Regions from separate parts of the Homo sapiens genome. Here region 1 is linked to region 2. A link is an interaction called in ENCODE POLR2A ChIA-PET data of the cell type or tissue named here. Cell type or tissue: B cell. All regions are shown on one strand. Each heading gives the region's core, and the rest is flanking DNA. Links, peaks and the distances in the headings are about the cores only.

Region 1 (4,383 bases), core at 119-4,118, 240 kb after region 2:
ATGAACAGGCTCAGGATGTGGTGAGGAGGCCTTGCTGAAGGGCCAAGTGTGGAGCCGGGAATGGCTGTGGCTGCATGTCAGTGGACTCGAAGGCTGGAGGCCGAGAGAGGGAGCCATCTACTCCAGAGTGCATCTCACTGCTGCTTCCAGGAGCCCTCAGGGCACCTGGGCAAAGACTGTCCTGGAGGGTCGTAGAGCCCCTTGGGGAGGGTAGGAAGGGCACCCGGGCTCCCACCCTGTCAGTAAGGTCAGATCAGCCCCACATCAGTTCTGGGGTGCAGGGGGAGGGAGAATAAAGAGGAAAAGGACCCAGGAAGCACTACATGATCCTAGAAGGGGCTGGGCACGGTGGCTCCCGCCTGTAATCCTAACATTTTGAGAGGCTATGGTGGGAGGATCACTTGAACTTCAAGGAGTTCAAGAACAGCCTGGGCAACACAGTGAGACCCCCATCTCTACAAAAAGTTAAAAAAAATTGTTTTAAATAGAAAAGCTCCAAGAAGGGGTGGAATCCCTAAAACATCTCCCACGCTGCACACCCAGGTGCTGGTGCTGGGTTTCCTCACTCACCTGCAAGGTGGTGTGAGGGGGGCTGGAGTCCACCATTGCAGGCTGAGGACTCAAAAGCTTGGAGAGGGAAAGGCCCTGCCCAAGGCCACCCAGCTAGAGGGAGAGGGTGTCATCCCCAGCACAGCCATGACGCCCCCATCTCTGCTTCCTCTTAAAGCCATGCAGAGGCCGCCTGCCCCCGCCACCAGCCCCCTGCCCTCCTGTGTTCAGCAAGCCCTGGCCACAGTCGTGACTTGCCTGAGACTTTCCCTGTCCTGGCCTTGCAGGGTTTGGTTCTGATTCTCAAAGCAAAATGGCCTCCTCTGTTGCTAAAATGTCTTCTCAGAGGATGGCGGCTTCCCAGCGGAGCTGTTGTGGGCACGAGGGGAGGAAGGAATACACAGGGGGTGTACCAAAGAGCTGCTTACCATCTTCCAGGCTCTCTGCTGAAGGCCGTGTGTGTTCCCCATTTTTTTTTTTTGAAACGGAGTCTCCCTCTGTCACCCAGGCTGGAGTGCAGTGGCGCGATCTCTGCTCACTGCAACCTCCGCCTCCTGGGTTCAAGCGATACTCCTGCCTCAGCCTCCTGAGTAGTTGGGATTACAGGTGCCCACCACTACACCTGGCTAAGTTTTGTATTTTTAGTAGAGATGGGGTTTCACCATATTGGCCAGGCTGGTCTTGAACTCCTTACCTTAAGTGATCTACCCACCTCGGCCTCCCAAAGTGCTGGGATTACAGGCATGAGCCACTGCACCCAGCTTGTGTTCCCCATTTACGGAGGAGGAAATGAAACGCGGTGAGGCGAGGAAGCAGACAAAGACAGAGCCCACTGGAGCCCTGGGCCCCTCACTCAGCTTTTAAATTGTGTGATTTGGAGGAAGAAGAAAATCAAGTACCTTGTGCAACTCTGTGTCCCAAGTTTTCATCCCTAAAATGACCCCACAGGACGGTTTCAGGATATTCTTCTGCGCCCGAGGGATGAGGTTCAGGGGACTCTGGGGGATGAGGCTGGTGCTGTTTGGGGTGCAGGGGTGAGCCCCTGAAGCAGCATCCATCCACTGCTTCCTGTGGCCAAGCTCCTTGCCCAGGGAACTCCCGGGCTGGCAGGAGGTGGCCGGGTGCCCTGTGTCTCCTTTCCCCATTTTCCCAGTCCTGTTGACTTTTCCTCCAGACCCCAGCTGTCCCATCTGAGTCCTTCTTTCTGTCTAGACAGAGGTGGCCCTGGCTGTGCCTCTCCTTTGGAACCCATGGCCCGAGGGGCGTGCTTGGCAGTGGTATGGAGTTGACAGACCTGCTTTCTATTCCTTTTTTTTTTTTTTGAGATGAGTCTTGCTCTGTTGCCCAGGCTGGAATGCAGCAGTGATCTTGGCTCACTGCAACCTATGCCTCCCGGGCTCAAGCAATCTTCTTGCCTCAGCCTGAGTAGCTGGGACTATAGGCACCCGCCACCATGCCAAGCTAATTATTGTATTTTTAGTAGAGATGGGGGTTTCACCATGTTGGCCAGGCTGGTCTCAAACTCCTGACCTCAGGAGATCTCCCTGCCTTGGCCTCCCAAATTGTTGGGATTGCAGGCGTGAGCCACTCAGCCCAGCCCTGTTTTCCATTTCTGAATCACATCTGCAAGTCTGGGTCAGCTTAGCTGGGAGGCAAGGGCACAAAGTCGGCCCTGGTGGGGAAACCCTGAGAACGAATCAGGGCTGTCCAAGTGTGAGGCAAGTGACATGTCCAGGCAGTCATGAAATTCCAACCTCACTTCCTCTTTTTTTTTTTTTTTTTTAGAGACAGGCTTTCACTCTGTTGCCCAGGCTAGAGCACAGCAGCACAGCCTTGGCTCACTGCAGCCTCGAACTCCTGGGCTCACGGGATTCACCTGCCTCAGCCTCCTGAGTAGCTGGGACTACAGGTGTATACACCACCACACCCAGCTAATATTTTAGCTTTTGTAGAGACAGGGTCTCATTATGTTGCCCAGGCTGGTCTCAAACTCCTGGGCTCAAGCGATCCTTCCACCTCAGCCTCCCGAAGTACCAGGATTACAGGCATCAGCCACCATGCTCAGCTCAACCCCACTTTCTTACGATCATGGTAGGTCACCCAAGCCTTCAATGGCTCCCCAGGGCCAGTCACACTGAATCCCAGGTCTGCCCTTGCTCATTGCCACTGCCTTGATCTTCTTTCTGGCCTCCAGGACTGTCTGCTGGGACCATTGCCGTAGTCTTTTGCCTGGTCCCCTACTCTCCCAGTCTTGCCCCATCTGGTCTAGCTTTTCCTCCTAGCAGCAGACTGAGCTTTCTGGAACCCAAATCTGACCACGTCCCACCTCCACTTACAGTATGTCACTGGGTCCCACTGCCCGCAGGCTGGCATCCAAGCTTGCTCTCGCCCTGGCATTCAGGATCAGCTGCCTTGGATCTACCCCCTGCCAACAGGTCCCCACCGAACCCCACAATCTGACCCAGATGAGCCATCATCCCCAACACTCCCTGTCGTGTCCCGGAAGCCTGACCTTGACCCTGGTCAGCTGTTTCCCACACCCCGAATGCACTTGCTGTCCTTCCCATCAACATGGGCTCCTCCTTCAAGGTTGGTCCGAGTGGTTGCCCCCAAGAGGGGCCTCCAGGATTCTTAGTGACAAGTGACAGAATCCAAATGTGGCTCATTCAAGCAGAAGAAAAGGTATTAAACAGATATTGGGGTATGCAAAACTCCCAGGAAGGCAGGAGGATCCCATGGAAAAGGGGAGGCAAGACGTCACCCCTATTCCTACCACAGAGCCAGCCTGGTGAAGTCCTCCTTCTTCACAGCTGCCAGGAACTCCATGTGGCCCAGGCTCCCCCCAGAAAGAGTCCTGGACAGGACAAGCCTCCAATTCAAACTCCAGAGCAGGTGCCTCTGATTGGCAGAGTCCAGTCACATGCCATGCCCTAGCTGCAAGGGAGGCAGGGAAAGTGGGTGTGGACTATTTGGGCTCCTCCCATGGAAGGCGGGCTCTACTTGCCCATTGTCCTATGTGGGAGGAGTTTCCTAACTCTGGGGTGGGAGTTCAGAGAGTTAGGGCTCATAGACTAAGGCTCTGTGCCTCCCCAAACCTCAGCATTCCCCATCTCAGGAGAGGCACAGTCGAATATCTGGTCACTCAGTCCTTGACACAGCCCTCTGCTGCACCCCAAGTCCACAGGTTCGACTTCCTGCGTGTGTCTTGCACCCATGGGCATTTCCACATCTCTGCCTCCTTCTCTGTGCAAGCTTCCGTGATGAGTCTCCCATGCAGTGGAGGAGACAGGCACTAAAATCATGAGGACAGCCCAGTGTGATACATGCTGTGATGGGGACATGCAGGGAGCCTAGAGGAGGCACCTGGTCCAGCTGCGGGCATCTGGGAAGGCTTCCTGGAGGTGACACTGCTGAGTGTTGGAGAAAAAATAGGAATTATAGAAACAAAGGTGTTAGGCCTTGTGCAGTGGCTCACAACTGTAATCCTAGCAGTCTGGGAGGCCAAGGTGGGCGGATCACAAGGTCAGGAGTTCGAGACCAACCTGGCCAACATGGCGAGACCCCATCTCTACTAAAAATACAAAAATTAGCTGAGCGTGGTGTACATGCCTGTAATCCCAGCTACTTGGGACGCTGAGGCACAAGAATTGCTTGAACCCAGGAGGCAGAGGCTGCAGTGAGCTGAGATCGTGCCACTGCACTCCAGCCTGGGTGACAGAGTGAGACTCGGTCTCAGAAAAAAAAAATAAAGAGAGAAAGAAAGGTGTTGGAGGCATCCTCTCAGGCTGAGGCAACAGCTTTGCAAAGCCACAGAGGTGCAAGGGGGAATTCCAA
Region 2 (4,383 bases), core at 196-4,195:
GCCGGACACCCCTACGTGAGTGTGTCTGGGGCATAGCCCGGAAGGGGCCTGAGAGCCAGAGGAAGGCCCCAGCTGCCTCCTCACTCCCTGCATGCGTGTGTACATGTATGTGGTTGTCCCTCCCAGGTCTGTGCAGGTCTGATGCATCCATACGATGGCAAAGTCATCCCCAGGAACACAGAGGGGTGCCTGGTTACTTGGAATCAGCACACGGTAAGAGCAGAGACCCCAGAGACTTTTGCACCCCAGCCAGCCCTGGTTCAAGTTGCTGTCATCGCTCAATAGGATTGAAAACATGTTATCTGGACTGAGTGCAGTGGCTCACACCTGTAATCTTAGCTACGCAGGAGGCTGAGGTGAGAAGATCGCTTAAGACCAGGAGTTTGAGATCCATCTGGGCGACATATGGAAACCCTGTTTCTACAAAAGAAAAAAAAATTGTTTAATTAGCCAGGCATGGTGGCATGTGCTTGTAGTCCCAGCTACTGGGGAGGCTGAGACAGGAGGATCTGATTAAGCCCAGGATGTTGAGGCTTCTGTGAGCCATGGTTGCACCATTGCATTCCAGCCTGGGCAACAGAGCAAGACTCAGACACCACTCCCCCGCCCCCCAACCTCACACACAAAAAAGTTCTCCTGGCCAGGTGTGGTGGCTCATACCTGTAATCCTAGCACTTTGGGAGGCCAAGGCGGGCAGATCACCTGAGGTCAGGAGTTCCAGACCATCCTGGCCAACATGGTGAAACCCTGTCTCTACTAAAAATATAAAAACTAGATGGGCATGGTGGTAGGTACCTGCAGTCCCAGCTACTCAGGAGGCTGAGGCAGGAGAACCCAGGAGGCAGAGGTTACAGTGAGCTGAGATCACGCCACTGCATTCCAGCCTGGGCCACAGAGCAAGACACTGCCTCAGGAAAAAAAAAAAAAAGGTTCTCCTGACTGGGTTCTCTGTTTCATTTGGTCCTCCCTAGTACAGTCTATGTGACAGTCAGAGGGATATATTCTGAAGGCCAGCACAACCCTGCCACCCGCATGCTCTCAAACTCTGACAGCCTCTCTTGGGATAAAGCCCCAGTCCTGTCCCCTCAGCCCTGCTTCGTGGCCTGCATCTGCCTCATCCAGCCTCTTCGCATTTCCTCGCCTGGCTCTTTCCTGCCTCGGGACCTCTGCGTGTCCTGTGTGCCTGGAGCCGTCACCCTCTCCTTCAGCTTTGCCTCCTCCCTTCTACTCATCTTTTAGGATTGAGCTCAAGCATCCTCTCACCTGACCCCCAGACCACCTCACACAGACCCGTGCTTACCCTAGCGATGCCTTATATCTTTTTCTTTCTTTTTTTTTTTTGGAGAAAGAGTCTCACTCTGTCGCTCAAGCCGGAGTGTAGTGGTGCAGTCTCAGCTCACTGCAACCTCGGCCTCCCAGGTTCAAGTGATTCTTCTGCCTCAGCCTCCCAGGTAGCTGGGATAACAGACGTGCATTCCCACTCCTGGCTAATTTTTGTATTTTTAGTAGAGACTGGGTTTTACCATGTTGGCCAGGCTGGTCTCAAACTTCTGACTTCAAGTGATCTGCCCGCCTTGGCCTCCCAAAGTGCTGGGATTACCGCTGCACCCAGCTTGCCCTATAGCTTTCGCTTTTAGTACCTATCACAAATCCCAGTTCTTTTTTTTTTTTTTAAAGACAAAGTCTCACTCTGTCACCCAGGCTGTAGTGCAGTGGCACAATCTCAGCTCACTGTAGCCTTGTCCTCCTAGGCTTAAGTGATCCTCCCACCTCAGCCTACCAAGTAGCTGGGACCACAGGCACACATTACCACCACACCTGGTTATTTTTTATTTTTATTTTTAGTAGAGACAGAGTCTTGCTATATTGCCCAGGCTGGTCTTGAGCTCCTGGACTCTAAGCCATCCTCCCATCTTGGCCTCCAGAATGCTGACATTATAGGTGTGAACCACCGTACCTGGCCCCAGTTCTATTTTTGTGTGATCCATCAATCCCTGGCTCCTCTGGAAAGCTCATGATCTCCATGAGTACTTTACCACCGTAGCCACAGGGCTTGGTACACAGTAGGTGCTCAATGAATAGTTGCCGTCATGATGTTATTTAACACCCATTGCATGCCAGGATCCAGAGCAGAGGTCAACAAACTTTTCTGGAAAGAACCAGATAGTAACTAGTTTAGGTTTCATGGGCCACATGGTTCAGGTCTTGTTCACTCATAACTACCGTTACAATTCAAGAGCACCGTGAATAATACGTAATGAACGGGCGTGGCTGTGTCCCAACAGGGCTTCACTTGCAAAAACAGGCCACATTTGGACCAGGGGCTGTAGTTGCTGACCCCTGACTTAGAGGGTCTTTTTTGAGGCAGGGTCTTGCTCTGTCACCCAGGCTGGAGGGCAGGGGTGCGATCATGGCTCACTCACTGCAGCCTTGACCTCCCAAGCTCAAGTGACCCTCACACCTCAGCCTCCTAAGTAGCTGAGACCACAAGTGTGCACCACCACACCCAGCTCATTTTAAGATGTTTTGTAGAGATGGAGGTCTCACTGTGTTTCCCAGGCTGGTCTTGATCTCTTGGATTCAGGGGATCCTCTTGCCTCACCTTCCAAAGTGCTGGGATTGGGCCAGGTGTGGTGGCTCACACATGTAATCCCAGCATTTTGGGAAGCCAGGGTGGGTGGATCACTTGAGGTCAGGTGTTCGAGACCAGCCTGGCCAATATGGTAAAACCCCATCTCTACTAAAAAAAAAACTATAAAAATTGGCTGGGCATAGTGGCAGGTGCCTATAATCCCAGCTACCCCGGAGGCTTAGGCACAAGAGTCACTTGAAACTGGGAGGCAGACGTTACGGTGAGCCGAGATCCCAGCACTGCACTCCAGCCTTGGTGACAGAGAGAGACTTGGTCTCAAAAAAAAAAAAAGTGTTGGGATTACAGATAAGAGTCACCACCCCTGGCTGAGGGTCTTGACATGTGGCTCCCTAGGGGTGAAACTTGTTTTTGCCTGTGTGTCCTTGGCAAATTATTTCATCTCTCTGGACCTCAGTTTCCTTGTGTGCAGAATGGGAGCAGCAGTACTCATCTCTATGCAGTGGCTGTGACGATTACAATGTAGCGTTGTAAAATGCCTACTAGAACCCCATCCGGGTCTTCTTCCTGACACCTCTAGGAGGAGTTGATACTCTGGGAGAGCATCGTATTTTTCAGCAAGCATTTATGGAGCATCTACTGTGTGCAAGGAAGATAGTCATTGTTTCTCTCTCTCTCTCTTTTTTTTTTTTTTTTTTTTTTTTTAAGACAGAGTCTCACTCTGTTGTCTAGGCTGGAGTCTGGAGTGCAATGACTTGATCTCAGCTCACCGCAACCTCCACGTCCCAGGTTCATGCACAGACCCCTCCGATCATTTTTTTTTTTTTTTTTTTTTTTTTTTTGAGACTGAGGATCGAGTCTTGCTCTGTTGCCCAGGCTAGGGTGCAGCTGCGCAATGTCGGCTCATTGCAACCTCTGCCTCCTGGGTTCAAGTGATTCTCCTGCCTCAGCCTCCCGAGTAGCTGGGATTACAGGCTCCCATGACCACACCCGGCTAATTTTTGTACTTTTAGTAGAGTTGGGGTTTCTGCATGTTGGCCAGGCTGGTCTCGAGCTCCTGACCTCAGGTGATCCCCCGGCCTCAGCCTCCCAAAGTGCTGGGATTACAGCCATGAACCACCACGCCCGGCCATTTCTATTTGCAAGATACACAACAGCCCCTGGGAAGGAGGGTGAACCAGGCAGCTGTTGAGCATTGAGACCCACCTTTCTGGGGGCTCCCTTCACCATTAGTTAAACGAGGCTGCGTGTGGCTCCCCGGGGATAAGGTAGTACAGTTATTGGAGCTTCTAGGGAGAAACAAATGGCAGGATGACAGCCTTAGACACCTGCAGAAGTGGCTCCCGATGGTGTTTGCTGTTTCTTAAACCAGAGATTGCAGAGCCGGCGCCATGGGCCATATTCAGCCTGCAGATGGGTTTTGTTTGGTCTGCTTAGCATTTAAATTTTTTAAGGAAATTAATTGCTACCATTGAAAATCAGAAGATTTTGAGTAAAACCCAGATTTCCAGTGTTTATAAGAAGAAAATCAGACGGTGTGACCACACCAAGCCTCAAATCCCAGCTGACAACAACAGGGTCTGACTGAGTAAATGGCAGTCGTTTAGTTTCATATAATTTAGCTGTCTGCTCTTTTTAAAACCGTGTCTAGGCTGGGCGAGATGGCTCACGCCTGTAATACTAGCACTTTGGGAGGCCGAGGCAGGCGGATCATTTGAGGTCAGGAGTTCGAGACCAGCCTGACCAACATGGTGAAACCCCCATCTCTACTAAATACAAAAAAAATTAGCCAG

What was found. Peaks named below come from ENCODE experiments on the same cell type or tissue, not always from the same donor. Only the 100,000 strongest peaks of a DNase experiment are listed, where the experiment ranks them.
Region 1: POLR2A ChIA-PET joins it to region 2 with 5 read pairs; 2 of 35 experiments call an interaction of 5 or more read pairs at or near these places.

Annotation. Positions count from the first base shown.
Region 1 is chr16:11,206,955-11,211,337 of GRCh38, reverse strand. LOC107984859 (a long non-coding RNA gene) reads right to left here and starts at 403. Exons shown (of 4, transcript XR_007064984.1): 1 at 1-403. RefSeq lists enhancers at 1-549, 2,277-2,346. In B cell, for the core only: no CTCF peak of the experiment used is centred there; a DNase peak (open chromatin) is centred at 2,279; H3K27me3 peaks cover 1,042 bases.
Region 2 is chr16:11,442,380-11,446,762 of GRCh38, reverse strand. It overlaps LOC400499 (putative uncharacterized protein LOC400499), which reads left to right. Exons shown (of 67, transcript NM_001370704.1): 32 at 1-15; 33 at 127-213. Among named protein-coding and RNA genes, the nearest start is that of RMI2, 99 kb to the right of the region's middle. In B cell, for the core only: no CTCF peak of the experiment used is centred there; no DNase peak of the experiment used is centred there.